Regions from separate parts of the Homo sapiens genome. Here region 2 is linked to region 1. A link is a loop called in an ENCODE intact Hi-C map of the cell type or tissue named here. Cell type or tissue: heart left ventricle. All regions are shown on one strand. Links, peaks and the distances in the headings refer to the core of each region. The heading gives the core; the rest is flanking DNA.

Region 1 (16,187 bases), core at 3,090-11,089:
AAACTTCTGGATGTTTAAGCACAATGCCTCACATTATTTTGAGTTAGCTCGACTTCGGGTTGCTCTTCTTTGGGAATGCTCTAATTTGTCAGTTTTCCTCTTAAAGGAAATGTAGTCCTCCACATGAAGTCTGATCAAGAAAGAGAAGCATCTCTCTTACTTTGGCATTGAAAGTTTGTTAAACTAAGTGTGTGTGTATGTGCACGTGATAGATCTGCGTGACAGTGGTTAGTCAGTGGATCCTTTGATTTCACACTTGGTGAATGGTAACTTTGTAGCCGGCATATCACAGTGCCCTTCCAGTCAGTCAGAACCTTTGACCCTTTTTGCAGGTGCTGCCGACAAGCCAGGTCTGCCAGCAAATGTGCTCCATGTCTACAGACACAGCTATGTCTTTAGAGGGACATCAGGGTGCTGAGTTTTCTTCTGGGAGATAGTTAAGTCTGGAATTAGGACAATCTCAGGTTAGAAGTCTGGCTCCTGGGTTCCGGTTTTGGCTCTGCCATTGGCTCACACTGTGGCCTTGTCTCCACTTTCCTCTCACTGAGCCTCAGTGCTTCCTTCTCTATAACATAGGACGCCAGGACTGTAATATTGGCTCCCAGCCGATCTCTGGTTTGATCTATGCAGAAGGCAGAGGTGTGCTCAGAAAAATGTATCCATGCCCCTAATTCCCATTGCTAATGGGGAGAGGTGGGGAAAGGGATGCTTAGGAACAGAAACATTTTCTAGTGAAGCCCCTGTTTTCTGCAGCTCTACCCCTGACATATACCAGGAACTTGCAAGGCAGAGGGATGAGGCAGAGTGGAAAGGCCTGGCCCCAGACACCAAACATGTGTCCCCTTTCCTCACCATTAGGCAGATGCTTGGGACTGGTTATCCTGGCCAGGCAGTTGAAGAAATCCTCCATCCCCTAGCTTCCAAAGGAACATAATGTCAGAGGAGAAGTTTCCTGAAATTGGAGGTAGAGCCCTTGGTCCCAGCAGCTGGGGGAGAAAGCTGGAGGGCAGAGAACCAGACAGATCATGTTTTGACCTAGTCTGGGTTCCTCCTTTTTTGAAGTTCTAATGTTGCCAAAGGGGATTTGATTTCCTATCCTGGGACCTGGGTGAACCTGAACCTCCTGGACAAGCCCAGGGTTAGGGCCAGATGAGCTTGGCCTGGGGCAAAGGCCAGCATGCACAGCATGTCCTGTGAGGCTGGAAGGACAGTGCCAGTCCTAAATCCAAGGTGAGCCCATGGGACCCGAGACAGGGTTGAAGCTGGAGGTAGAGATGTGGGATGCCGGAAAGGACCACATGCTGAGCACTGGGCAGGGCCCTCACCTGCCCCTAGTACCGCAGAAGCATAGTTCTTTGGCATGGGTGAGGCCAGTGGGTATAAGGCTGTAGTTTATGGATGGATAAATTGGGCACATGTAAAGTCTCATGGTTAAACGTAGGGGCTCCTAGTTTCCGCCAGCTTCAGACGTCATTTGGCAATTCAGAAAATAGGTACCCGTGACCTGCTGAAGCTGGCAATGGATCCATGGGGTAATGTTAGGGAGAAGACCTGGGGAAGGAGCTTCAGGAATGCAGGGGGCTCTCTTAGAAGGATACTGTTCTCCACCCACCATCCTTCCCAGCCTCCACCCCAACCCTCTGCCCAGGGCCAGTGATCTGTGGGATTCGTGGCACGTGCTGTCACCCTGGTGGAGGCGCAGATGGAGGGCTAGTCAAGCAGCACCATTTATTTTTTGGAAGCAGCAGAACTGAAAACCTTGTGTCATTTTAACAAGAAGAAATGAAACAGCAGGCAATTAGGCAGGAGTCTATCAATTAGTGAGCCAGAAAAATGCTTTGCAATATTTTGATGATTCAACACTGTCAAACAAAAACAAAATGAAAATAATAACCCCAAACAGACACCAGAAAACCCACAGAAATTGTTAAATGATCAGTTGGTTTAAATGCATTTAAAATAAATGGAAAAAAGAGACAGAACCATTTGGTAGGGAAGACAGAATTAACAAAATGTGATGAACACCCCATTTCTAAAAGGAATACATCTGCCTGGGTTCCTCTCTCATACTCTCCTCTCAACCCTCCTTGACCAACAAATTACTGTGACCATCTATACTCCCCAGCTTGGAAAATGTATTGAGCCTTTCCTGGAGTTAGGCACAGAGAAAACAGGCAAGGCACATTCCTTCCCTCTTGGGCTCTGACACCGAGTGTCTCTCCCCAGCAGGTCATGAGGGCCAGCACCCTGGAAGTGTGTGAAAGAAGTCTTTTTCAAGTTAGTAGGTAAGGGAGTAGAGTGTGTCTTGCCATGATCTGGCCTTGGAGTTGAATCTCAGCTTTGACATTCACAAGAAATGGAAACCAGGGGAAGATAGACAAGATTTTTAGAGGTTCTGTTTCCTCATTTGCAATCAGGGCAATGATTCCTACTTCATGAGGCCATTGCCAGGATTAAAGAAGATAATATATAAAAAGTTGGCAATGCAGAGAAGGTGCTAGACACTGCTATTTCTCTTTCCTCCTTAGAGCTTCAGACTTAAGATGACTGGCATCTCCAGGAGCATTTCCCATCTGACTTGCAATACAAGTGCACAATAGAGAGGGCCATTTGGCCACATGGTGACTTATGGCCTTGCTGGATACCTGGCCCTGGAAGATTTCCTGACAGTAGCTCAAGTTGCTTTCTTTGGCAACACTTTCCTTATTTCCCCACAACAGATTTACTTTGAGAAGAAGCCTTTATAAGGAACTCAAGGCCTCTGTTACTATGATCTTTTTGTTCTCTCTGAGTGGAATGTGCATGTTGGTTTCTGCTTGCTTTGTATCTCTTCCTTGCCTTAAGTTCTTCAATTCTGGTGTACAACAAAGATATTCAATGCACAGTTTATTAGAGTATGTATGTATTCATTCAATTCATTCATTCTTCATTTTTCTATATCTATGTCTTGCTCACCAGACAGAGGCTAACATGGCACGTTTGCAGGGATGGGATATGGAGGATGGGGTCGGGGAGGCCTCGGGTGCTGGGGGTGCCCTCTGCTGGGATGATTGTCTACACCTGCAGTAAAGAGCAACCCATGCCAAGTGTGGCTCCCTGACTCCAGTAGGAACAAGATGCCCTTTCAGAGGTGCCTTCCTGTGGCCAGGCCCTCAGCCTCGGAGCAGGTGGGTTGAGGCTGGCCTTGGAGACAGGACAGTTTTCTTCAGCTGAGTTGAGGAAGGGCCCAGGCTGCACTGAGTAAACCACATGCGTGTCTGAGTGTGAAGGCCATTCTGAGATGTGTGCTGAGGCTGGTCTGGCCCAGCTGTGTGACAGCCCAGTTACTATGATCATGAAAAATGTGTTTATTCTCACATGCAGTACCCACTGTGCATACATCCACATAACCACCTGCCCAGAGCCCTGCAACTGCAGAGCTGGTGAGCCACCAGTGGTCACTTCGACAGCACCATCATAATAAAAATGGGGAAGCTGAGACCCAGAGCGTGGAGTTCACAAGTCCAAGATCACTCTGAGAGCTGAACACAGGGCCTCACAGGCCCCTGCTGCCCCCTCTCCCATCATACTCAGTCCTGCTCCCTGGACACAACCTCTCTCAATTCTCTAGCTATTTCTTCTACTGTTCATTTTTTGTTTCCCTGAATTACAAGTTTTGACGGCTGCTTCTTAACTTATCAGTTTTTGGCAATTATCTACTGACTTCTCATCAGGTTGACGTGGACTCAGCTCGCCTATTTCCTGCCCCCATCTCATTTCAGTCTCCTCATCCACCCAGGTCCTCTCAACTTAATTAAAAACATTGTTCACTGCGGGTCAAGTTGGTGCTATAATTGCATTTTCCTTCTTGTACATCTTTTCATTTTCCTAGAATTAAAAATTGCACATTGCTTTTTCATTTGCATAGTTTATGATGTGCCTGCTATTGTGTTTCCCTGCCATCAGATCTGTCGTAACCTTGGCAGATGGGTTTTCCCAAACGGGGAGCTGCATTTTCAGCCATGTCTTAGACCAGTTCTATTCCCAGGGTGTTCCGTCCTCACCAGTCTGGTTGGAGGCACAAATGGGGTTACACTGCCAGGAGCCGTCTGCATGGCTTACACAGGCCTGGACCTCCCTCCTTAGTCCAGGCACTCCTGGGAGTTCCAGGGTGTCTCTCCCACGTGCTCACAAGCGACTCTGCTTCTGGCCATTTTCTGCTGTGTGGCTGCCTCTGCCAGAGCCTCCTGCTTCTCTGCTTCTTCCAGCTCTCACCATAATAGCCTCTCCTACCAGGGGCCGTAGGTTTCTGCCAGGTACCCTGCTTAGTGCTCTGAGGGCCTCCTGATGCTGGCCGGCACTGCAGTGCACTGTAGCACGATGGCATGGGTGCTGCCTCTGCTGCTGGCTCCCAGGGCTATATGATACTGACACTGGGACTGGGCCCACCATTGCCCTGGATTGTAGGGACATTCCATGTCGGTTGGTCCGGGACAAGGCTTTCTCTTTGTGTTCCCATCCCCATCAATGTTGTCCAAGTCCCCACCATTTGTTCACAGGGGTTTACACTGATTTGAGGCTGTTGGCTGCAGGATGGAGTTGATGAGGGCGTTGCCCTCCAGCACAGCTTGTGCTTGGTCCCTTTCACTGGGGGCCCCGATCCTTTTGCATCCTGGTCTTTCTTCCTCTCCCCACTGCAAAGACTTTTCTCCTTCCTCACTTTCCTTTTCTGTCCCTGTCACCAAATAAAAGCACTTGCCCTGGTAAAAACACATTGCAGGTCATGTTTTACCTAGGTCAGTATCTGTGTCTTGGAGTCTTGTTTCAGCTTGGGGTGGCCCAGGGCACCTGTGAGAAGGGAGAGGAAGTACACAGAAAACAAATCCATTCATACTTGGAGTCTAACCTGCCTCCTCAGGACAAACTAGGTGCTGCCCACGCCTGGGTCTTTGCGTTTTTAAGGGAAAGGCTGCTGCTACCTGATTTAATTTTTGTTCCCTTTAGGAATTGGCTGGCCTGAGGACAGATTCCTCAGTGTCTTTGTGATCACCCCTCTTGGGTCCCTGGGCACCGTCTCTGTTCCTGGGTCAAGCTTGTTCTGCCTGGTTCCCTCTCTGCCCAGGAGGAGCCCCTGTTCCTCTGTTCACTGTCTTCAAAATAGGTCTGGATGCAGCTTAGGCTCAAGCTGAGTGATAGGGTTTGGCTGTGTCCCCACCCAAAATCTCATCACAGGTCAAGGGCGGGACCAGGTGGAGGTAATTGAATCATAGGTGTGGTCTCCTCCATGCTCTTCTCATCTCACGAGAGTCTGATGGCTTTATAAGCATCTGGCATTTCCCCTGCTTGCCCTCGTTCTGACCTGCTGCCCCGTGAAGAAGGTGCCTGCCTCTTCTTTGCCTTCCGCCATGATTGTAAGTTTTCTGAGGCCTCTCCAGCAATGCGGAACTGTCAGTCAGTTAAACCTCTTTTCTTTATAAATTACCCAGTCTCGGGTATTTCTTCATAGCAGTGTGAGAACGGACTAATACACTCAGACCTGGCACTCTTGATTTAAATGAGATATGATTTTGAATGATTTTGGTATGTTTTAATGAAATTATACTATTTTCAATACAAAATGTATTAAAACTGAAAATATGATTGATTTTATAAATCTTTGGTAAACTATATAAATAAGTTCACATTTCAGAACTGACTCCCCTCCCTCCCTCCCTTCTTTACTTCCTTCCCTCCCTCTTTCCTTCCTTCCCTCCTTCCTTCCTCTTTTTATCCTTTTTAAAAAAATTAATAGCATTTTGGTTCAGAGAAATGGCCACTTTACCTGTAGAGGGACACCTGCAGCACCCATCCCAGTTGTGGCTTGATTGATCAGCCCTCCCTCTCCAGCTAGGAATCCACTGCAGCTGCGGAGTCTCTGCTCTTTGCCTCCAGAGAAGCTGCATCAAGCAGATGGATGGGCACTTTCCAGCTTTAGAGGAAATTCACTTCAGCAACCCCAGAGCAGTTTGAGAAACAAATGTGTCTGTTGTAAACATCTCACACAGTCATAAACTGCAGCCTCTCTTTAGAGCCCCACAGAGACATGACCCTGCCCTTCCCTGACCCCTGCACTGTGGTTTATGAGTAGTTTTCTCTGCAAGGGGGAATTGGTGACTCTCTATCAAGGATGAAGAGAAGCAGAAATCCAAGCAGGGACCTTGCAGGGGCCTCAGGCAGGTCCTGCCAGACTGTGCAATGTAGACGATTCAATTCCACTTGGTCCAATGACCAGCACTGTGCCTGGAACTGTGGTGAGAAGCCAGATGTGTGGGTTCATGCCAGGCTCTGCCCTCTGTGAGTGTGAGTCCACATCCAGGCCCATGATTTTATTATAAAATCATGCTTCCTGTCTGACCTCCATGTAGGCTAAAGTCCTGTTTCATTGAGCAGCAACTGACTTTATTATACTAAGATGATAGATTAGTTTGCCAGGGCTGCCATAACAAAACACCACAGACTAGGTGGTTTAAATAACAAATTTATTTTCTCATGGGTCTGGAGACTGGAAGTCTGTGATCAAGATGTCAGCAGGGTTGGTTTCTCCTGGGGCCTCTGTTGGCCTGCAGAAGCCCTTCTCCCTGTGTCCTCACATGGTTCTCTCTGTGCACACACACCCCTGGTGTCTCTGTGTGCTCACATTTCCTCCTCTTTTAAGACACTAGTCATATTGGATTAAGGCACATCCTAATGGCCTCATTTTAACTTAATCACCTCTTTAAATGCCTCATCTCCACATATCCACATATTAAAACATATGAAACATGAATTCAGCCCATAACAGATAAGAAAGAATAGGCTTAGAGGGAACAAGGAGCAAAAAAGAGGAAAAAATAACATTTATTAAGTGAAATAGAATAGACCTGGGCATTTCAGGTATAATAACTGTGAATAAATATGTGTTAAATATGTGAATATTATTGATTTTACTCCTGAGAGTTAAAATATGTGAATATTATTGATTTTACTCCTCTGAGAGTTACTGTTATGTAGGAATTTGTTATTTTGCTGGGGCTTTGATTTGAGTCTCACACTCTTCGAATCCCATGGGTAGGAGGGTTCGGGAACTGTCCAGAACCCTCATCTCAAAAGGGCTCAGTGCTTATATACACCCTGTCCAGAGGAAATGGTATGTTCTAGCAACATCTGAGCGCTTGAGAACATCTACAGACACCCGGGGCCACCATGCTGTGAGCCCAGCACCTGGCTCTATCTAGGCAGGTGTGCAATAACCTAGGTCGGCACTTTCTCTTGTTCATAACAGCCCTGCACCATCCTGATAGATGGGGAAACTGAGGCTCAAAGAGTTTAAAGAATTAGCATCCCTAAGCAAGGAGTGACATGAGAGTGACCTGGGAGAAGTCAGAGCCCTGAGAATCAGAACAAAGACAAGTAATGCAGATAAATAAATGAACAATCCTGCTACTGATTGATCCTGTGAAATGTCCAGATGCGGAGACCAGTGCCCACGGCACAAGCTTTCTTTGGAAGGCGAAGATCTCCCCTTCCTGCTGGCCAGGGTTAGGGTTGGAGGAACTTGAGGGGGACCAGGGGAGGTGGCCTCAGGGAAGCCCAGGGTTGCTGGTGCCATCGCCAAAGAGGAGACTTTCGGTCTGTCCAGCAGGTGGCGCCGCGCAGCTGAGTATCCGAGGAGAGCAGGCTGAGGCTGGAGAAACCGTCTGCCCTAGGCTTCTTCCCAAATTGCATGTCCCCAGCAGGGGACTCTGCACTGCTAGGGCTCCTGTCCAGCACGGCATCTTCTCTCCGGGGGACTGGGAAACAGGGTGTTTGTCCTCACCTAGAAAACGGCCTCTACGCACACATCTGCTGGAGAGAATAAAGCTGCCGCGTGGCCCTGGGCTTGCTGGCAGGCAGGGGTGGCTGGTGGGCAAGGCTGGGGCCAGCCAGAATGCTCTGCTCCCAAGCAGCCTGGAACTCTCCCTGGAACAGGGCGAAAGCCCCCTAGTAGCCAAAAAAGGAAGATTCTCCCTGGAAACCTGGGCCTGTTCCCCAGCAGCTGGTCAGTTTCATTTGCTCCAAAGCTGCCCCTGAGATGTGGAAGTCTTGGGATAAACCAATTAATTGTAAACATTTTCTTAAATATTCCTGTTTGGACTTGAATTGGTATGTCTAAGGTCTTTCCTGTCCTGATAGTCATCCCTTTGTACGGTAGCATGTCAGCCATAGTGTGGCAGTTGCAGGTACAGGGGCTGGATCTGAATCTAGACACTTCTATGACTTGCTGTGTGATACAGTGAGTTTCTTAACCTCTCTGTGTCTCAGAGCCCTCTTCAGTAAGATGGAGATGGTAACAATTCTTATCTCATGGGTTTACTGTAAGGATTAACTTAATAAATATAAAGCACTTAGGGACAGCGTCTGACAGGCAGTTATTAGAGCTAAGTGGTTGTTATTACCATCAGCTGAGCATACAGCAATTTTCTCAACTAAGTCACGTCACACTAATGCAGGGCATGCAGTAGATTTCCAATAATGCCGAATGGGATTTAAATGGGGGAAAGAGCTTCTAGCAGGGAGTGAGGAGTGGGGCAGCCTATATTGGTGGATGGAGGGCACCAATCAAGGGCCACAGGGATACCCATCCCCTTCCCAGAGAGAGAGAGCTGCTCTTTACGCCACCAGGCCTGAAACTCCAGGCAATTTGGAAGGGCCAATGTGTCGGGGAGAAGAAAGGGAGAGATGTGAGTGCTGTGGCTTCAGCTGGGGGTGCCAGTGGCAGACTGGGCTACGCGTCGGGATCCGTGCAAGGGAAATAGGAATAGAGTCTAGCTCCAAGGGAAGGACAGGCAGGAACCATGCCACCCAGGAGCACAGCCAACCACCAGCCTGGGGGGAAAACCAGGGACCAAAGGCCAGAGCTGGCCAGGAGTCAGGTCCCACACAGAGAGGGCAGGGAAAGAGGCTCAGCTGGACACTGGAGGCTCCAGTCCCCGTAGTCACCCCTGAACACCTGACAGACTTGGGAAGAGCCATGGGCCAGGGCGGGGCTGACAGACACACTGCAGCAACCTCTGTGGGCTGCAGCTGCCACATAGGTAGGTGCCTCCTGGAGGCCCCATCTAAAGCCAAGGGTCATCCCTTTAATGGCTGGATCCTGAGCAGGGAGTAGGGAGGGGCTTGGCAGCCAGGCCAGCAGGTAGGTGGATTGGGGCAGTGACTTTTTGTCAGCCAGCTTGGAAGTATTTCATCAATTTCACAACCAGCATATCTGTGTCCATGTGCCCGGCTGGGCCCCAGCCCTAGTCTTTTTTCCACCCTGTAGTCACCTGATTTGCATTGGTCTGAGGGAGCTGAGAGGTGGGCAGCTGGGGAGGCTGGCACTGAATGACATCCGCATATTACTGCATTCCCACTGTGGTGGGATGTGTCTCCAGAAACGGCAGAGCCCTGGCAGTGAAGAGTAGCCCTGCACTAGACTGCCTGAATTTGAGTCATGATTCCACCACTCCAAGCTGCGTGACCTTGGGCAAGTGACTTGCCTTCTCTGTGTCTCAAATTCCTGCTTCCTGTTTTCTAAACCGAAAACAAAATTAGTACCTTTCTCACAAGATGCTATGAGAATTAACTGAGCAATGTGTGCAATACATTTGGAACAGTTACTTATACCTATAGTATTTAGAACTATTCAAAAAGCAGTAACTTTTTTCATTAAGCACACGTTAATTTTGCATCATCTTCCAAAGTACATAGTTCCTGGCCTTAAGGACACATATGTATTTGGGAGGGAACTGTGAACTCTGCCTCTGTGGAGTACGAGCAGATGAACCCAGGGATCAGAGAGGGAAGGGGTTGACCCAGGCCACAAGGAGGATCAATGGCAGAACAAGGGAGGATCCAGGCCTCCTGAGGCATGTCAGAGTCTTCATGGGTGTAATGTTTGATATGGGCAACCTGCTTTCTTTTCTTCCCTTCCTCCATCTAAGCTGATGCTTGGACTCTGATCTCCAGGGATGAGGAAGAGCTGACAGTGGAAATAGCAAGTCTTTATGGATTTACTTTCCAAGGTCTTAGCCTCAAAGGAGAGAAGGAATTTGAGGCAGACAAGATGAGCAACTGGGACAAACCTGCAGGAAGGATTTCCCCTGAGACTAGAGGGATCTGAGGCGAAAGTGGGAGGACTGTGTAGAACTTGGTTGTGGGCCAGCACCGGCTGCCGCTTGGTCCCCATGCCTGTGTTTTGTCATGAACTGCATTTCTGCAGGCCCAGCATTCTCTGTGGCTATTTTTTGCTGCAGAGATTCAGGCCACGGAGGAGGCTTTTTGTCTGTACACCCTCAGCAATGAATGGCCACAGCAGCTGCCTGTTACAAATGCCTTCCTCTTTCTGAGCTGCTGGCGTGTGAAGGGTTTTATAGGCGGCCTTGCTTCAGATGGAAATAGAACAGCTCTGAACTTGCTACCTATTACCTAGAAGTCATTTTCTGTAGTTATTCCCTTTGTGGCACCATCAAGCATGCACACCAGTAGCTGTCGAGGGTTTGGATATTTAACCAGCTCGTGTTCACACGCATGTGGGTTTCGCCTGTGCCTCTGTGAGACCTCTGGCTAGTACCCATGTGTGTTGGATCTCATGTGGCCTGTTCTCATTATTGGTATTGTCATTACACTTGAGACTGTGTGAGGGGCCGGGGTCCCAGTGCAGTCACCTCAGGACCCAGAGCTGACCTGAACAGAACTTCAGTTTTTCCTCCCCCAAGGGGACCCAGAGCTGACCTGAACAGAACTTCAGTCTTTCCTCCCGCAAGCTCATACATTACTATTTGTCACCCACAACTCAGCATGCATATTTTAACCAGTCCATTTTGGAATCCTTAAGAGGGAAAGAACATGACAGCACTGGACTGAACAGGAAGACAGGTCCCTGGTGAGATGGAGTGAGGGTGATGGGTGAGGGTACATCAGGTCCCTGAGGAGCCTGGAGGGGAAGGGGGCAGGGCCACCAAAATCAGATTTCTTGGATTACACTGCAGAGGTGACTGAGGAGTCTCCCAACACTTTACAGGGAAGTAGGAAAAATCCAGGCTGTAAAACTTTCTTTCAAAACATTTTGGAGGTTACTTTCCTTCTCTGTTTGTTTTCAAGTGCGTAACAGTGATCAGTTCCTTGCTTAACCTTCCTTTATCTGTCATCTTAGGACCAAGGTTGGCTGGGGGGCTGGTGTGTCAGTTAACAGGCAACATGCACAGAGCTGCCTGCCTGGCGCTGGGCCCCGGGTAGCTCCATTCTCAAAGACGTTGGACAGAAGCCCTGCGCAGAAGATGGTGCTGATGCCATTGGAATGGTCCTGCTCCCGGGTCACAGAAATGAGGTGGAGGAGGTATGGGGAGGAAAGATAGTGTCAAGCCCCTGTTGGTTGCTGTAGCAACATTCTGTAATGACTGGAGATCAGTTGCAACAGTCTAAATTTTATTTGCTTTTATTTTCTCTTTGGGAGTAGCATCATGGCTAAAAATAAGAACAGCAGAAACCCACCGCTGGGCTGGTTGGTGCAGCTCCGGTGCCTTCCCGAGTCTGGCAGGTCCACAGCAGAGGACAGAGAAACGGGGGTCTTTCAAGCCAGTGTGGTGAGAGACAGGATGGGAAAGAGCCATGTGGAGTTGGTGGGGGCACCCCTGCCAAGCTAGTTAGCCTGTTTTGTAGCCTTGTAATTTGACAGCCTGGTTTCTCCAAGGAGCGAAAAATCAATAGCGCTATCCACACACACTCAGCTTCTGACCACTTTAACTTCCATAAAGAGGCATCGAGGAAATATTGAGTTAGAGGTGAGGCACAGAAATTCTGCTGTGGTGGAGTTCTTGTGGGCCGGAAGGTAGCTCCTTCAGGGTAGCCTTTTAGCATTTGTTAGCTGCTGTTTCTTTCATTTCTTTTAATTTTTGAATATGCAAATTCCCCAGCATATACAGATGTAAGGAGAATAGTATTCTGTACACTGGAGCCAGCTCATTTAGGATGCTTGGAAAAAAAAGTGGAAGACCAAAATCTCTGCATCTAGGCAGAGAAAAAATGCTCCACCTTTGATGGAGTTATTTCTGACACACTGTGAGATCTCCTGGTTCATCCCAGTGCTACTGCACTAAAATCCTGAGTTAACCTTTAAAAAGAAGAAAGTCCTGCTGCTTGCGACAACATGGATGAACCTGGAGGGCATTATGTTAAGTGAAATAAGCCAGACACAGAAAGACAAATACTGCATAATCTCACTTATAGGTAGAATCTGAAATAGTCGAACTCATAGAGTCAGGGAGTAGAATGGTGGTTGGGAGGTGGGGAAAATGGAGAGATGTTGGTCAAAGAGTATGAACTTTCAGTTTTGCAAGATGAATAAATTCTGGAGATTTCGTGTACTGCACGGAGACTGTAGTTCACAATACTGTATTGTATACCTGAAATTTACCAAGAGTATAGACCTTAAGTGTTCTCGTCACACACACACACACACACACACACACACACACACACACGGTAACTATGTGAGGTGATGGACAAGTTAATTAGTTTGATTGTGGTAATCATTTCACAATGGAGATGTGTATCAAAATATCAAGTTGTATATCTAGACACAATTTTTATTTGCCAATTATACCTCAATAAAAACTCTAAAAAACATGAAAAGCGGTCATCTATTTTACCACAATTAAAAGAAAAATCACCTTTTGAGAAAAGGCTACCTTGGGCAGAGGAGATAGCAGGGCATGAGGAGGCCATGGATGGAGGCTTGGACCCTGGTGGCAGCTGGAGTGGAGAGAGGTGGAGGAAGTTTTGAAATATTCTGAAGTCATTGCTGGCAGGATTTACTGGGAGATTAGATACAGTTTGTGATGAGATTTATATATAATATTAGAAGAATGATGTCATGTAACTAGCATGACCATTAAGATATAAATAATAACTATAAAGTATGAACCTATAATTTATTCAAATATTGAATCCCTCTCATTTTACCACACTGCATTTTTTTTTTTAGACTGAATCTTGCTCTTTCGCCCAGGCTGGAGTGAAATGGCGCAATCTCAGCTCACTGCAACCTCCACCTTCTGGGTTCAAGTGATTCTTCTGCCTCAGCCTCCCAAGTAGCTGGGATTACAGGCATCTGCCACCACGCCCAGCTAATTTTTGTATTTTTAGTAGAGACGGGGTTTTGTCATGTTGGCCAGGCTGGTCTCTAACTCCTGAGCTCAGGTGATCAGCCTGCCTCAGCCTCCCAAAGTGCTGGGATTACAGGCGTGAGCCACCGTGCCTGGCCTCATACTCTGCATTTTCCAAAATGTTTTCTTTTATCAGCTCACTGAGTCCTCAAGCCCCCGACCCCCACCCAGAAAAAGGTTACATAGTCGTTTGAACTTTCAACATGAGACAACTGAAGCTCAGAAAGATGACAGTTTCCCCAAGGCGACTTAACCTCTTTCCAGTTCATTTTTGGGGATCTTGTTGCGTGGCAGAGGTAACGGTCAGATGTGAAGCCTGAGGCCACATTTGCCTGTCATTGTCTTCTCGCAGTCTCCCCACTAGAGCACCAGGGCTTCTGAACACAGCCTCTGTCTCACTGTCTTCGGGCACGGTGCTCACAACACTGTTGTAAGAGAAGTTTCCCTGCTCTCTTAACTCTCCCTGGTGCAATACTGGAGGGATCAGAAATGGTAACCATTATTTAAAAAAAAAAAAAAAAAAAAAAAAAAAAGAAGATGGTGGTGAGGATGAGGAGGAAAGGGAACACTTATACGTGGTTGGTGGGAATGTAAATTAGTACAATCTCTATGGAAAACAGTGTGGATATTTCTCAAAGAACTGAAAATAGAACTACCATTTGACCCTTAAATCTCACTGCTGGGTATTTACCCAAAGGAAAAGAAATAATTATATCACAAAGACACCTGCACTTGTATGTTTATCATAGCTATATTCACAGTAGCAAAGATATGGAATCAACCTAACTGTCCATCTGGATGACTGGATAAGGAAAATGTGGTATATATACACAAATGTGGTGTATATACACCATGGAATACTATACAGCCATGAAAAAGAATGAAATCATGTATTTTGCAGCAACATGGATGGAACTGGAGGCCATTATCTTAAGTGAAACAACTCAGAAAGTCAAATACCAATGTCCTCCCTTATAAGTGGGAGCTAAATAATGTGTACATGATATACACACACATAGATTTACAGATATATATAAAGAAATAGCCACATAATGTTGGGTGGGGGATAGTTGAAGCAAGATACGCCATAAGTTGGTGAGGTGATAATTGTGAGTGATGGGTTTATGATACTATTCTCTTTACATTTGTATAGGCTGGGAAATTTCTGTATTCAAAAATTAAATGAAAAGAAACAGCAGCTAACAAGTTAGAAAATAGGAGAGTGAGAAGAGAGAAGCTTTGTACCAGCAAGAAACCCTGGAAGAGGAAGAGGATAAGTCTTATTTTCAAATTAAGATTGTAGTGTTGATTATTATATAGAGCCAGACCTTCTAGTTCCTCAATCAAGACTGAGCTTTGTGATTTCAAATGACTTTATAATAACCAGAAATGACCAGGAACATCCTGAGAATTTATCTTGGGGGCAGATGAAAAATTAATCTCACTGGGCAAATTTAAAGGGTATTAGACAATTTTAGCTGGGGAAAGCAATAACTGTTTTATATAGTGTGGTCTAGATTTAGATTTAGTGTGGATTCAAAACTTGCTACCATTCTCTGCGAGCTACAACCTTTTTATTTTTGAGATGGAGTCTCACTCTGTCACCATGCTGGAGTGCGGTGGCGTGATCTCGGCTCACTGCAGCCTCTGCCTCCCAGGTTCAAGCGACGCTCCTGCCTCAGCCTCCCAAGTAACTGGGATTACAGGCACGCGCCACCACGCCCAGCTAATTTTTGTATTTTTAGTAGAGACGGGGTTTCGCCATGTTGGCCAGGATGGTCTCAATCTCCTGACCTTGCGATCCGCCCACCTCGGCCTCCCAAAATGCTGGGATTATAGGTGTGAGCTACCGTGCCCAACCTCTGCTAGCTACAACCTTGACTAGTTGTGCCCCATGTTACTTCTACCTCTTAAGGCTTCTATTTTCTCGTCTCTACAACATCTATGATGATGCCTGCAGAAGGTCATTGTGTTAGAGATGACACAAAATGCTTTGCATAACAAGTTGTTGATACTATTAATATGGTTATGCTATTGTAACAGTTACATAGCAATGGGAATAGTGTGAACAAATGCTTATTCGTATATGCTGCATGCACACATGCAGGGCCAGGGATGAGCTTGGAGGATGTGGAGGACAGTCTATAACAGGGAGGGAGAGAGTCCAAGATGCATCCCCCCTGCTTATACGATGTTACAATTACATGAAAAAAAATACAGGGGTTTGGAGACAAAGTTTATCTGATTGTGTCTCGTGAGCTGTGCCTATTCAACTAGCAGGTTACTCTTAAGGGACCAGCAATAAACCCCTGGAAATGTTAAGGGCCTGTGGTCATGTCTTTGGGGCAGTGTCCCATGCAGCAGCCCAGGCAGTGGTGTGAGCAGTATCTGCAGCTCTGGGGAGGGTGAGGGAGGCTGAGTCCCTGGGGCTGTGAGGAGGAACAGCCTGGCCATGCCTGAGAAGAGACAAGCCTCTCCGTTCATTATCCCCACTGGGCAGCTACAGTTCTGTTCTAACTAATGTGTGGTCTTAGGGTCATCATGTCTTCTCTCAATCCTCAATTTCCTCATCTGTAAAGTGGGAGAAGCATGGAAGGATGTCAATAGTGGTCTTCACAGTACGACAGAGCCCAAGCGAGCACAGCACTGAGCAACAAAGCTGAACTTAAATCTTTAAGATCTGTTTCCTGTGTCCTTGGTGAGGACACTTTTTTTCTTACTTGAAATGGCAACAGATTCAACAGCTATGCATTGATTTGCACCGCCCCCCTACCCCTGACATCCTGCCACCAGCAGAAACAATGATGAATATCAGATTATGCTGACCTAAGGAATGATTATATTTCTTATTCAGTTGAAGTCTTTTCCCTTTGAATTTTATTAATAATGGGATTAGCAATGAAATAGTTCCATTGGACATTTTAATGTATTTTTTATTACAAAAGTGATAGAAACACATTGTAGAGAATTTTTAAAATGAGAAAGAGGAATGGGATAAGCGGAATG
Region 2 (16,187 bases), core at 3,422-11,421, 220 kb after region 1:
GGGTTCAGGGAGCAAGAAGCTCATTTATTGATAAAGGAACAGAGGACATTTACAAATATTTTACCTGGTCTCTCTCTTATTGTTCTTTGGAACGAATATAATAAGCAATGATACACATCTATATGATAAAAAACCGAATACTAATTTGGTTCTTAAATAAATCTAGAGAGATTTCATGTTTCTGAATTTTGAAAATGCTGGGATATTTGGATACAGTCATTTCACAACACACAGAAAAAAATTCTCTATTGACCAAAAAATTCCCTGTGAGACACAGATCTAATGTGTTTATATAATTTCTTGGTGGTAGAGGAATTTCTAAGCCTACAACTTGGGGTAGAAACTATGTATCATTTAAGAATTATTAATACGTTTGATAACATAAAAATCCACATAGCCTAAAATGCCATTAAAATTTGAAACAAACTACAATCTGGCAAAGTACTATTGTAAAATATTTGGCAAAGAGCTATTTTAAACATCTTATAATGAGTCTTTATCAATCAATAAAAGACTAAAACTCAGTGGAAAATTAGTAAACATCATAATCAGAGATTACCAAAATAGAAGCAAACATCGATGAATTTATGAAATCTTGTTCAATCTCACAAAGATTCAAATAAAATACTATTAATTGCAAGATATTCTAGATTCCAATATGTCAAACAAGCCAAGCTTTCTCTAACCCAGTGTCACATTCTCTGCTGCTGGGCGTCATCTTTTCTAGACAGTATCATGATAATATGTCAAAAATTGTCTAAACATGCTTATATTCTTTTCCCCAATAATCCCACTTCTACAAATTTTATCTAAGGAGATTATTTGAAATATGTATGAACTATTTCTTACTACTATTCCTCACAGCACTTAAAAATAAGCCCAAACTGGAAATATCCAAAATATCAAATGTTGAGATTGATTACGTAAAGAGATATAACACATATAATGGAACACCACGTAGACATTAGAAATGCTGGTTGTAGAAATGTCAACATTTTAAAATACATTATTTAGGTGAAGAAAATAGGTTATAAAAACATGTAATATGTTTGAGATACATGGTATGTGTGTATATATGTAGGTGTGTATCATATTTGATAAAATAACATCCTGTTATGTTTGTTCCTCCTGCCTCTGTCCTGCTCATCATCATTCCTGTCAATGCATTGAAAACCATATGTGAGTGTAGTTGTGTTAGTCTTTTTAATTTGGCTTCACTGAGGTTTCCCTGGTCTGGGGATCTAAGCTGCCCACAGTGCTAATTCCCGCCACTGGATCTGGGTGGATTTCAGCTTGCAGCTCTGCCAGCTGCAAAGTCATTAGGAGGAGTGCATGTGAAGAGTGGCAAGGGCTTGCTCCGATCTCTCCACACCTGTGCCAATGATGGAGCAGCTGCACCCCACCTTGATAAGCTCAGAGCTCACTCCTGCCTTGGGCCAATTTACATCAACCGTCAGAGCTGGGCAGACTGCCTTGAATGTGATAGATAGAGGAGTTGCAATACGTGGCAAACAAATGTTTCAGAGACAGGCAATTATGTTGTCCTTTCATCCCCAGTGAAGATAAGGGTCAGAAAGTAGCTTCTTCGAGCTAAGCAGCCTATATGCTGCATCATTGTGCCAGCTTCATTAAATTAACAACCTTTAAACCTATAGCAGTTTCGAAAACCTTTATATTTAATGAGAAATAAAAGGAAGTTCTTGTCCACAATATTTAATTAAAACAAAAAATTAAAAATATAAACCTATTGGATTAAAATATCTATATTAAAATGATTCTATATTTCCTATTAGGAATGTACTTTAAAATTCTGACTTATATGGTGTCTTCAGCTCTTGTTCCCAGTGCTTACCTGCTGCTCTGGTGTAAAAGACGAATGTGAATTGAACACATCCTGAAAAATCGCAGGACCCCTAATAGGAGTTTTGTGTCTGCCTTCTCTATGATTGTTTTGAAATCACAAATTAGTTGGTAATCCTAAGAAGTACTATGGAACAGAAGAGTTTAACCAGGAGAGTGCTAATTGTCTCTTAATTGGTGACTCTTGGTAATTCAGTTTTTCCGTTGTAGGGAATGTTTCAGATTAAGAGCATATTTGTTGCAAGGAACTGCTTGTGTATTTGTGTATTTAATTTTTTGAATTTTGAGATACATTTGTGAGTTCATGCTGCTATTATCAAAATTTGCCAGCCCTAATGGTAATATGAAGCATATTTGCACTGACACTTTCAATGGTTTCTATTATTGGTACCTGGACAGGCAGGGAAATAAAGCCCTATTTGTTAAAACTAAAAAATTAAGAGGAAACCAAGTCATGGATTTGAATGTATATTCCAGAACTTTATAATTTTGGACAATTTAATAAGACCAAAATTCCCTCTATATTTCCTTTATTTGCTAACTGACAGGCTGGAAGAGGAATTAATGAGAAATTTTATTTGAAGTGTTTCATAATATCTATATTAAATTAGATGCCATTTAAGTTTGGGATATTTTCTCCAGTTATTGTTTTTATTATTATTGATTTGGAAAATGATGAAACAGCATCCTTGAATTATAGATGTGAATAGCGAAGTTCAGCATTTTAATAAAAAATAAAATAAAAATGTCAAGCACCTGCTAGACATCCAGAATTCTTCTGTGCTCTACATGGAGTGTGCTATATATAGAGTGATGTATTAGGCAAGGTTTCTCTTGTAGAGAGACTTATGAACTAGAGGATAGGGCCTTAGAGAGTTTTATATTTCACAATATAGATGAGGAAATGACTTGATTCCCTTGCTGAAATACAGCTCAACAAGAATGTGCTCCCTCCTTCTTGTCTACTTAAGAGAGAAGGGGTGTTAGAGCATGGTGCGGAGTGACTGCGTTAGCAGCCTGGCCACAGATGACATGACCTGTTTAGGATGAGAGGATGCCTAAATGCCATTTATTTTTATCTAATATCCTAACATTATTTCTGGAGAGAGCAGACAATGAAGTAAAGTGAGGGTGGATTCAGGAATCAGAAAGACATGGCTTCATGTCCTTGTTCAGTACTGTACAAGCATTTTGTGTTTGGGTGCAAATGACTAATGTGTTTGAACCTCAGTTTTCTTATCTATAAAAATGAAGATAATACAAAGAGGCTGAAATAAGATAACAACAAAAACACCATCCCAATGTCTTACTCCTAGTCTGTGTTTAATGAATAGTAGCTTTTGTTTGTTGTGGTGAGGGTTAGGAAGGTGCTTATGTCTGGATAAAGGGAATTTAAGAGAGTCATGTTCCCAAGTGAAAGAAAACAAAAGACCTTCAGGTTATCTGTACGTAGCATCATGTTGTCAAAAACTGTAGCTGAGAGATGAGAACTCCAAAATTGGCATACTTTGCTAGAATATTGGGCATTTCCCTGCACTGGTTTTCATCACTTCCTGTTCATATTCTTCTCTGTCTCTTTTTCTCAGAGAGAAAAGCAGTGAATGTTTTGAGTAATACATTCAATGGATTTATATTTCAAAACAAGGAAGGAGGGTGATTTGGTGGAGAGGGAAGATTAAAGGGGGAGGGTAGTTTAAGACTTAGAATCAAGGAAAGCAGTGAGGGAAAGGAGGAATGTGGCCCGAAGGCTTGAGGCTCAGGGAAGAATCTGAGTGGGGCCAAAATGTGAGCTGGGGTGTTCAGCAGCAGGAACCCCTCATTTTCAAGCACTGGCCTGTTGGGGGTGCTGAGATTGCAGGATGAGAAGTAAAGGCTGGAAACGTCTCTTTCAGGCCTGATTCCACTAGAGAGTCTTCCTGAGGAAGGTGAAAATAATTTCGTTCCTATTCTAGTGATATAGGAGTTAAGAAGAAATCACTTAGGCAGACAGTAAAGGTATGGGAGTCCTCTGTAAGGCTTTTCTTTTTAATGAAAAGCAGCCCCAAATCATTTCCTAACAAAGAGCAGTCTGTAAAGTAGAGCTGCAAACATAGACAAGCAAGCTGGGAGCTTGCATGGGTGAATGCCGGCAGGAACTAGGGACTAGATGTGTTAAAGATGGCAGCTCCATCTTCCCTTGTCTACCAGCCACGTGTGCAGTAAAGAGCAGACAAGATGGCACTGGCCAAGGAGAGTTTATTTGCATCGTAAGGTTAGGGTGGGGCGACCAGCCTTCTCTGAGCGCTATGTAAACGTTACACCTGATGGAACCAATCTGTGAGCCCTACCTAAATCAGACACCGCTTCCTCAAGCTGGACTATAAAATGTGCATCCGCCACTAGTCAGTCTTTTCTGCTGGGAAGGCTCCTTTCTCTCAATAGAGAGAGCTGTTTTTCTCTCCCTTTTCTTCTGCCTATTAAACCTCCATTCCTAAACTCCTGGTGTGTCTCCGTGTCCTCAATTTTTCTGCCGCGAGATGATGAATCCTAGGTATATACCCCAGACAATGTAACAGCTTCACTAGGAGTGGAATTTTAATAATTATGTAAAACCACAAGGAGCAGCCAGAGGAGGAGAAGGTGTAGAAGTGAGAGAAGCCAGGAGGACTGTAGTGGCAGCCTGAAATGGTCAAATGTTTTCATCCCCAATGAATAGAATTCTAATCACTATGCATTAGTATAAGCACAGGAACTGTGCTAAGTTTAATAAACAGCCTTATTTTCATCTTTTACATGACATTTGTATAACATGTATAATTTCTATAAATTGCCTTGGTGTCCAGAGATGTATACATGTCTCTAAAGGAAGAAGCCCTCATATGCTAAATGAATTATGATGATCGACTTACTTGGGTTAATAATTGATTCACATGAAAGTGAGTAACAGACCAAATTAGAAATTGCTAATTGCCCCATTAGTGACTTGAGAGAGAGAGAAAAAAAAAAAACCTCACACTTTAAACTGTTGTCAATTTGACTGTAGGCGAAAATTTAATTTCTCTAAAAAAAAAAAATAGCATTCAAAGTAGTCAACTTTAAGTAGAATCTGTTCTCCAGGCTTTTTGTTTTCTCTTTAGATGTAGATGCCTTTCTTATCTCCAGTTTCCAATCAGATTTAGATAGCTATAGATATAGGTACTGATTGATGCATTCATCCATCCCCACTTCCAGCACACTACCCCTTCCACCCTTTTGATGTTCCTAGCTTAACCAGAAGAAATAAGCCTGTCATCATCAGTGAAAGGAAGGTAAAGAGTGTCTTGCAGTGGTTATGGTTATGGTCCTAGAAATTTGAGAATTGGTTTGCAATTCTAGCTCTAGTGCTTATTTACTGTGTGATCCTAGATAAGTTCTTGAACCTCTCTGAGCCACTTACTCATGAACAAAAGTAGATAAAATAATAGCATTATAATGAGGATTACATGAAATAATGTCTATAAAACAGTTGTCACAACATCTGGTACTTGGTAAGTAGTTATAAATGTTTGGTCTCATTATTAGTAATATTGTTGATAATTATCACAAAAGTAAAAGGTTATTGGTAAAATTCAACAGTAAGTAAGTAAACAACCCAATTAAAAATTAGCTAAAGATCTGAACAGACATCTTACCAAAGAAGATATACAGATGGCAAATAAACATATGAAAAGATGCTCAACATTATATGTCATTAAGAGAATTCAAATTAAAATAACAATTAAATACCACTACATACCTCTTGGATTGACTGAAATCCAAACACTGACACCACCAAATACTGGTGATGATGTGGAGCAACAGGAACTCTCATCCATTGCTTGTGGGAGTGTAAAATGATACATTCACTTTGGAAGATAGTTTGGCCATTTCTAAAAAAGCTAGACATATGTTTATCATATGAGTCAGTCATCATGCTTCTTGGTATTTACCCAGATAAGTTGAAAACTCATGGATACACACACAAAAAAAAACTGTGCCCAAGGGTTTATAACAGCTTTATTCATAATTGTTCAAACTTGGAAGCAACCAAAATGTCCCTTCAGTAGGTGAATGGATTTAAAAAAAACCGTGATACATCTAGACAATGAAATATTATTCAGGGATGAAAAGAAACAAGCTATCATGACGTGAAAAGACATGGAGGAAACCTAAATGTGTACTACTAAGTGAAAGAAGCCAATCTGAAATGCTTGCAAACTATAACTGCAGCTGTGTGACATTCTGAAAAAGACAAAACTGTAGAGACAGTAAGAGGCAGTAAAAAGATTAGTGGTTGCCAGATGATGAGCTGGGGGGCAGTTGGAGGGTGCAGGGAAGAGGGATGAATAGTTTGAGTACAGAGGATTTTTAGGGCAGTAAAATTATTTTTTTATGATACTGTAATGCTAGCCAAATATTATAAATATGTGAAAACCCACAAAATGTGCAATAGGAAAAGTAAACCCTAATGTAAACTATAGACTTTAGTTAATAATAAGGTATTAATATTGGTTCAATTGTAATAAACCATGTGTGTGTGGGTGGAGGGGTAAGGGAATGTATGGGAGCTCTGTACTTCCTGCTCAATGTGGTTTTTCTGTAAACCTAAAAATGCTCTAAAAATAAAGGTATTAAAGTCACTGGGGATAAAAAGATCTTAAAAAGGTTATAAAAGACAGTGATATCCGAAGTATCAAGAATCAGACTGATATCAGACTTCTCAAAAACAGTGGCATAAAATGCTTTCAAAATTGAAGGAATATGATTTTAAATGTAGAAATGTCACCTGAGTAGAATAAAATCATTTTTAAACATAAAAAAATATTATTGGTGCTATGATCAAAGTCTGTACAGTGAGGCAGAAAGGAAGTCAGTGCTACTCTGGGAGAGATTTAAGAAAGGCTTGACAGAATAAGTAGCCCCTAAATCTTAAAAATGAGGAGGTGAATGAGAAATGGATATACAGAGGAAATGTATACTGGGTAGAAGGAGCAACAGCATCAAGGATGAAGTATCGTGGTACATTCTGGAAACTACCAGTAGTTCCATATGGGTGCGATTTAGAGTAGCAGTGGGGAATATGGGCTAGGATAAAACTAAGATGTAAAGTGGCTACCTCCTGAATGGTCCTGTATGTCGTGCCAAGCTTCCAAACTTTACAGTTAGACCAGGGGTTGACAAACTTTCTCTGTAAGTGGCTGGGGGCAACTAGTTTGGACTTTGTGAGCCATGTGGTCTTATTTGCCACTGCTCAGCTCAGCTGTGGTAGCACGAAGGCAGCCATAGACAATATACAAATGAATGGGAGTGTCTGTGTTCTAATAAAACTACTTTATTTACAAAACCAGGTGGAAGGCTGGGTTTGGCCTAGAGGTCATAGTTTGCCAACACCTCTTCTACATCACGGAGAGTTAAAAAAGTTTTAACCGGGCAAGTAACATCACATTTGAGTTTCAGAAAAATTATCTCAATGGTAGTGCAAAGAATGTACCAGGCAATAGCAGGACAAGGGAGAAGAGGATTATTTCAGAGACAGTGATAATAACCTAGGCAAGATACAGAGAAGCCATAATCCAAACCACTGAGGAATGAAATAATGTATGAGAGAGTAAAAGATGTGAAGAGAGTACAATCAGTAAAATGGTCATGGATTAAAGTGCACGAAAGACAGGAAGGAGGAGTACTTTAGTCTCAATGGCACAATATATTATATTTCTGATAGAATAAGAGGAAAAGAAACTACATTTAGTAGAAATATATTGGGTTTAGTTTTGAGCTTCCTGAGGTTCAGCCAGAAATCTGACCAACTACTATATAAATGACCCATGATGCCCTCTGTATGTTAGTCCCTAGGTTGTTTATTTCTTCATGGCAGGCTAAGACCTATTAGCTCAAAAGCATACTAGTCCAAAACTCAAATTGCTACACACCCAATTGTTTTAAATATAGCTCAAACAAGCAGATTTTTAGCCATTTGGAGCCTGCCTGCTTTGCATACCCCACAAAACTGCATCTAACATCTGCTAGCTATAGATAGAATAAAACCCTGGGTATTTAATACCCCAAGTTGCTACTGCCACTTGGAGCTCTCTGACCCAAAGACTTCATGCCTTGCTACTGCGAGACAGAAACTAGACATGTAAACCCCTCTCCGATACTCCTTTTCCCTAAGAGTTCCCTTGCCCTCCTACCCATGGTCTCATGCTGCAGGGGCTGATGTTTCAGACACATCAGCCAAATAAAGCATGTGCGTGCTACTGCCACCTCGTGGTCATATCTTTTTCCTTGATCAGTTCCACAATTCCCCAAACTCCATAATTACAGAGATCCATGAAAGCTTTGTTGGTATATGTCGGATATTTGATGTCAAAGGAGTGGGTGATTTTTCTGAGGAAGACCGTATAGAGTATGAAGAGGAGGTCAAGGATGAAAACCTTACAGATTCCTCAGGAGATGTCATTACATAACATCCGGGAACAAGATAAGAAGCTTGAAAAGAAATTACTAAGAAGGAAATAAGACAGCAAGCTGGGAGTACTATAAAGGAAAGAAGCAATTTCAAGAAAAAAAGAATGGTCTAGTTTTAGTTCCACAGAGAGGTCAAAAAAGGCTAGACCTGAAGCCAATTTACTGTATTTGGATATTAGGGGCTCCTTGCAGGAGCAGTTTCAGTGGAATAATCAGGACAGAGCCCTGATGGTAGTGAGTTGAAAAGTGCCTAGAAAGTGAGAGAAATTTTGAAGAGTTAAGCAATAGAGAGTGAGAACAATATAAGCCCTGATATGGATTGCTGAGTGACACAGAGATTTTCAATGAGGACGGAGACTGTAAATAACAATTCATACATCATGTGCTTTTCTGTAGGTCTACAGACACCCAGAAGGACAACCAGGGAAGGAAAGATTGCGTTGATCTAAGGAGGAAGATTTTAAGGGCAGGAATCTTAGGTAGATAAACAAATGTGTGGAACTACTGTAGATGTTGGTGAGAGCATGGCATGTTGAATCACAATATTTACACAGGATAGGGAGAACAAGAATCTTTGACTAAGTTAAGGCCCTAGGCCCTAAAATACAGATAATTTAAAAGACTTGGGTTTCCAAAAAGTGTTCACTGTAGGAATGTTAGGAATGAGAGATGAGAAAGCTGTATGAACAACACATTATAAAAGTTCATATCTGGTGCTGTGGAAAGAGAACTGGGCTTGATATCAAACTAAGATCTGACTGTGATTCTGTCACTTCCTAGCAGGCTGACCTTGGATGAATCGTCCATTGACTCTGAGCTCAGTTGAATGGTAAGATGGGAAAATTTACTTTTCTATGGCATTCGTTGGTATCAGACTCAAGGGAAATATTAATAGGTGTGATGATGTTTTATGCATATGTAAAATTGATGCACAGTAAGGTCTGTGGCATGTTAGGATGTCCATATTACTCTTGATTGTCTTTATACATAGTCACTCCTTATCCACCATTTTGCTTTTTGTGGTTTCAGTTACCCAAGGTCTACTGTGGTCTGAAAATATTAAATGAAAAATTCTAGAAAAAGAGATTTATAAGTTTTAAATCATATGCCATTCCAAGTAGTGTGATGAAATCTGAAGCCTTTCTGTTCTGTCCTACCTGACACGTGAATTATCCCTTTGTCCAGCATATCCATGCTGTACACATGCTACCCATCTGTTAGTCACTTAGCAACCATTTGGGTTATTAGATGGGCTATCATAGTATCACAGTGCATGTGTTTAAGTAATCCTTATTTTACTGAATAATGGCCCCAAAATGCAAGACTAGTGATGCTGGCATGCTGTTATAATTGTTCTATTTTATTATTGATTATTATTGTTAATGTCTTACTGTGCCTACTTTATAAATTAAACTTTATCATAAGTATCATGTATATGTAAACACATAATACAGTTTATATAGGGTTTGGTATTATCCTCAGTTTCAGGCATTCAATGGGGGTCTTGGAATGTATCCCCTGTGTATAACAATATAGAAACACTCAAATTGATGGTTCTCAATCCTGACTGCTTATCATAATTTTCTACAGAGCTTTTTAAAAATACATATGCTTGGCTTCTAATTCTTATTCCAAATTCAGAAAGGGACCTGTATTAAAAAAACACAAAAACAAAAAACCTCCAGAGGTGATTCTTATGTGTCATTCTGACAAGAACTCTAAACTTTCAAAATTGAACTGGAGAAAGGAAGTTCCTGAATAGCTGAGTGGTAGTGTTTCTGAGATAGCAAAACCTTTACTTTCTTTGATTGTCTTTGATTGAAACAAGTATTTTGAGCAACCCTAGATATACTTTTCCCTCAATAACATTAAAATGTGTATTATCTTATTCTGTTTTACACTTTTATAATATTTTTTGGCTAATGTTCCTCATAAATACATTCTCATTTAAAATATTTTTATGATAAATAAGTGGCAAGAATATTACAGTCTTTGGAAAGATTGATAAAAAATAATCAAACAAAGGTCTTTTTAAGTACAAATACTTGAAAGATTTTGAATAGGATTGAATGGCTGAGGGAATGAAAGTTAAACTACAACTTAAAAAATTTACATTTGAAAATAATTGGTATTTTCTCATGTTATAATTTAAAATTTTTTTCAAGTATGTTAATTCATTTTGTCATTTTTTAATATCCCCTCACAGCTGGACATGATTGTTATTGTTATCATCCCTAATTTACAAATACTGAAACTAAGCCTCATGGAGTGACCACTTGAAGATCACATATCTAGTAAGTGGAGAGCTGAAATTCAAAGGCAGGGGATCTTACTTAAAATGTCACACTGTTAAAAAATCTCCCAAAACTGGGAGGCAAAGGCAAAAAATGGGCCAAGTTGATCATAACTGACTTAAAATTACAATGAGTTTAGTGGCCACGGTTAAAATGACAGAGTAGGTAGTTCCAAAGGCCTGCCTCTCCAGAAAAAACACTGAAAAATTGAATGAAAATGGTCAGAATCAACTTTGTCAGAACTCTGGGAAATAGTCAAAAATTTATAGCAAATAAGCAAACACTGAATCAAAAAAGATAACGTAAAAATGGCAAGAAAGCTTTGTGGCAGTTTTATCTGCTTTTACCCCTCTGCCATCCCTAGCTCAGTTGTGGTCTAAAGACAGAAGCTGCTGTTCCCAGTGTGAAGCCTTGGTCCCTGCTTTTGGACGGAGCAGAAAAAAACTTAATCTCAAATAACTTTTTTGGTCTGTTTTGACTGTTTGGGGACTACCTGAAGAACTGATATAAAGCATTTGCCTTTGTTTTACCTAGTTTTGAACTTTTTCAGGGCAGGAAAGCACCTATACCTAGGGTATTTCTTGAAAACATTGTAAGGCAAATGAGCAACCCGGTGCTATCTGGGGCTAAAGATTACAGTTGACACAAATAGTACACACGCTGAAAGCCTGGGAGAAAGATTCTTTGGGAAATTAGGGAAAGAATATCACCCATGTATATCAGGGACTTTTGAAAGTCACACACAAGCTTGGCATAAAACGTGTGCTCAGAAAAAAATCTGAAAAGACCCTAAGCTTTTATCTCTGGATGACCCCTAGGCTCAGCACAAACAGTTAAAGAAGGCTAAGGCAGAGTTCTAAATTGCCTGGCTAAGCATTAAATCAGTGTCCCAACACAGAGCCAATCTCCAAAGACTGGGAAAGTTTCTTTCTCTTCTTTCCTCTCTCTCTTCCTGCTTTTTCTTTCTTTATCCCAGGTGGACACGGTAAATACCCTAGCTGACCAAGCTAAAGGAACAGAGACTTCAGAGACTACACATGACAAAGAATTAGACTTTACAAAAATTATTAGAAATGTCACTAAGCAAACAACTCTACCCAAAGTAAGCAGCAAAAACAAACCCTGGAGAGGGAAGAAAAATCATATTTCTAGAGTTGCCACATTATAATATTCCAAGATGTTTGGTTTTCAACAAAAAAATAAGAAGCATGCAAATAAAAGAGGTATAGCACATGCATAGGGGAAACTACAGAAACTGTTCCTGAGAAATCACTGACATTGAATGACTTACTAGACAAAGATTTTAAGTCAACTGTTTTAAATATGCTCAAGGAGTTAAAAGAAACCAGAAGAACTATGTCTCACCAAATAGGAAATATTGACAAAGAATTATAAGTTATAGAAAGAAACACAGCAAGAATTTTGGGGCTGAGAATGATAATAAATGAAGTAAAAAATCCACTAGAGGATTTCAATAGCAGATGTGAGCAGGCAGAAGAAAGAATCAGCAAATTTGAAGGTAGGTTAATTAAAATTATTAAGAAAGAGTAGCACAAAGAAAAGAGAATGAAGATAATAAACAGAGCCTAAGAGACCCTTGGGGCACCATCCAACATATACTCAAAATGGGACTCTCAAAAGAAGAGAGAATGGGGAAATAATATTTGAAGAAATAATGACTGAAAACTTCCCAAATTTGATAGAAGACACAAAACTACATATCTAAGAAGGTCATTGAACTCCAGGATGGATAAATGCAAAGAGGTCCACACTGAGCTATGTTATGATCAAACTGTCAAAAGTTAAAAATAAAGAAAATCTGAAAGCAGCAATAGGAAAGTGACTGTCACATACCAGGTACCCTCAATGACATTGACAGCCAATTTTTAGCAGAAACTGGAAGTCAGAAGGCAGTGGGATGACATAGTAAAAGTGCTGAAGGAAAAAATATCTGTTACTCAAGAATTCCATATTCAGCAATATTCTTTTTCAACAATGGAGGGAAAGTTAGGAGAGCCTCAGATAAACAAAAGTGATGGGAGTTCGTCACTAGCAAACATGTAACACATGAAATGATAAAGAGAGTCCTTCAGGCAAAAGCAAAGACACAAGAAAGTAACTTGAAATCATATGAGAAAGAAAGAACCCTGGCAAAGGTAGCAACATATGTAAATACTAAAGCCAGTATTGTGGAATTTTTCATTTGTAACTCTTTCCATTTGTAAATGATTTAAAAGACAAATACATAAAAATTGTAAATCTATGTTAATTGGAGCACAATGAATAAAGATGTCATTTGTGACAACATAAAGGGGCAAGGGTAGCCTGTATAGAAGCAGGGATTTTGTATATTATTGAGCCTAAATTGAATTAATTAAAAATAGATTGTTATAAGTTTAAGAGGTTAATTATAATCCCCAGGTATCACTAAGAAAATAACTAGAATTTTATTGTCTTAGCTCAGCTGCTATAACAAAATACCATAAGCTGGGTGGCCCACAAACAACAGAAACTTATTTTTCACAGTTCTGGAGGCTGGTAGTTAAAATCATGGAACTAGCATGGTCAAGTTCTTGTGAGGGCCCTCTTCTGGTAGACTGCTAACTTCTTGTTGTATTCTCACATGGCAGAAAGAGCAAGCTAACTCTCTGGCTTATTCTTATATGGGCACTAATCACACTGTTTGGGCTTTACCCTCATCACATAATTACCTCTCAAAGGCCCTAATACTACCACATTGGGGTTAAATTTAAACATATTAATTTTGCAGAAACATGAACATTCAGCCAATAACAACATCTATGAGAAACCCAGAGCCAACATCATACTTCATGGTAGGAGACTGATGCTTTGCTCCTAAGATCAGGAACAAGACATGGATGTCACTCTCACCACTTCTACTTAATGTTTTCCTAGAGGATCTAGCCAGGGAAATTAGGCAAAAACAAAAATAGAAGACATTCAAAATAGAAAGGGAGAAATAAAGCTCTCTCTGTTTACAGATGACAATATCTTATATATAAAAAAATCCCAAAGAATCCACTAAAAATCCATTAGAATAAATGAATTAAGCATGATTACAAAATTTAAAAAATCGGTTGTATTTCTGTACACTGGAAATAAATAATCTGAAAATAAAATTAAGAGAAATATTTTGTTTACAACATTGAAAATAATAAAATTCTTTGTGATAAACTAAACAAGAAATGCAAAAACATGTACCCTGAAACCTGTAAAATATTGTGCAAGAAATTAAAGAAGACCTACATAAGTGGATAAACATTCCATGTTCATGAATCTGAAGATTTAACATTAAGATGGCAATAATTCCCAAATTGTTCTAACAGATTCAATGCAATCACTGTAAGAATCCTGAATTACTTATTTGTAGAAATTGACAAGCTAATTCTAAAACTTATATGGAATTCCAAGTGATCCATAACCTTGGGGGAAAAAAAGAACAAAGTGGAGGACTCATACTTTTTTTTATTTCAATAGTTACTATAAAGCAACAGTAAGCAAGGTTGTATACTGGCATTAGGATAGACGTATAGCTGAATGAAATCGAATTTAGAGTCCATACATACACCCATACATTTATGGTTGAGTGATTTTCATCAAGGGTCCTAAGACCATTAGAAGGAGAAAGAAATCTTTTCAACTAATAGTGCTGGGACAATTGGAATGTCACATGCAAAAGAATGAGGTTGGACCCCTACCTTATACCATATGCAATAATTAACTCTACATGGACCAGATTCCTAAATGTAAGAGCTAAACTGTAAAATTCTTATGATAAAACGTAGCGGTAAATCTTCCTGACCTTGAATTTGGCAAAATATTCTTGGATATGACACTAAAAGCATGAGCAATGAGAGAAGAAATAAGCTAGACCTAATTGCAATTAAAAACTTTTTGCTTCAAAGGACACCATCAAAAAAGTGAAAAGACAACAGAATGGAAGTAAATATTTGCAATCTGATAATCTATACCTAAAAAAATTTAAAAATTTTGTCAATTAATAATAAAAAGACAATCAAGTTAAAATACAATCAAATTATTTGAATAGAAATATCTGCAAGAAAGACCACAAATGGTCAATAAACAAAGGACACTCAACATCATTCGTCATCAGGTAAATACAAATAAGACCACAATGAGGTACCACTTTACACCCCCTTGATGGTTGTAATCAGAAAGTCAGATAAAAACAAATGTTGCTGAAGAGTTGAAGAAATTGGAACCTCATATACTGTCGAGTATGTACAATGGTGCAGCCACTTTGGAAAACAATCTGGCAGTTCATCAAATGATTAAAGACAGACTTTCTATATGATCCAGAAATTCCAATCCTAGGTGTGTACCCAAGAAGAGTAAAAACATATGTGCACATAGAAACTTGTATACAAATACTTATAGCAGCATTATTCATAATTTCCAAAAGGCAGAAGGAACCCAAAATGAATGAACAAAATATTCTTTAGTCATAAAAATAATAAAGAACTGATACATGTTACAACATGAATAAACCTTGAAAACATTATATTAAGTGAAAGAAGTCAGTCACAAAAGAGCACATATTATATGAATCCATTTATATGAAAGTTTTAAATAGTGAAACCTATAGAGTTGGAACATAGTAGTTGCTTAGGCTTGGGTGTGGAGCAGGGGAACACAGGATGAAAGTAGGATGATAGCTAAAGGGGATAGAGTTTCTTTCTTGAGGTCATAAAAATGTTATAAATTTGACTCTGGTGATAATTAAACATATCTGTAAAATGTACTTAAAACCATTGAGTTGTACAGTTTAAATGGGAAAACTGTACAGTGTATGAATTATATCTCAATAAAGCTTTAAAAAAAGAAGAAATAGAAAATATAAATAGACCTATAATTGAAAATGAGATTGAACCAGTAGTCAAAAATCTCATAACAAAGAAAAGTCTTGAACCAGATGGCCTGCCTTGTGAATTGTATGACTCGTTTTAAGAAGAATTGACACAAATCTTTGTCGAATTCTTCCAAAGAATAGAAAAGGAAAAACTTCCTAACTCATTCCATGAGCTCAGCATTACCCTAATGCCAAAGCCAAAGGTACACGGGAAAACTATAGATTGATATCCTTTACAAATGCAAATGTAAGAATGCTCAAAAATACTAGCAAACAACATTTTAAAATGATTATACGCCATGATCAAATGGTGTGCAAGAGTAGTTCAATATATAAAGGTCAATAAATTCCATATATTATGTCAAAAGAATAATTTTAAAAATCACATGACTATTTCAATAGATGCATAAAAAGCATCAGACAAAATCTAACAGCCTTTTAAGATTAAAAACGCTTAGCAAACTATAACTAGAAGGGAAGTTCCTCAATCTGTCAATGGACACTAAAATGAAAAGCAAAAAACAACAACAACAAAAACCCCACAGTTAACATTATACTCAATGGTAGGAAAATAAATAAAAGGCATCTAAATAGGAAAAGAAGAAGTAAAACTACCCTTGTTTGTTGATGACATACACAGAAAATCCTAAAGAACCCATACACAAAAAGTATCATAG

Evidence for each region. Hi-C counts contacts between places; a loop is a spot of excess contacts. Peaks named below come from ENCODE experiments on the same cell type or tissue, not always from the same donor. Only the 100,000 strongest peaks of a DNase experiment are listed, where the experiment ranks them.
Region 2: it touches region 1 in a loop (4-fold over the local background); 51 of 110 quality-filtered maps call a loop at or near these places.

The regions. Positions count from the first base shown.
Region 1 is chr10:80,692,057-80,708,243 of GRCh38, forward strand. No RefSeq gene overlaps it. Among named protein-coding and RNA genes, the nearest start is that of LINC02655, 50 kb to the left of the region's middle. RefSeq lists enhancers at 7,359-7,884, 7,691-7,950. In heart left ventricle, for the core only: a CTCF peak has its summit at 7,643 (motif pointing right); a DNase peak (open chromatin) is centred at 7,635; H3K27me3 peaks cover 300 bases.
Region 2 is chr10:80,916,408-80,932,594 of GRCh38, forward strand. No RefSeq gene overlaps it. Among named protein-coding and RNA genes, the nearest start is that of LINC02655, 270 kb to the left of the region's middle. RefSeq lists an enhancer at 10,328-10,829. In heart left ventricle, for the core only: a CTCF peak has its summit at 8,133 (motif pointing left); no DNase peak of the experiment used is centred there.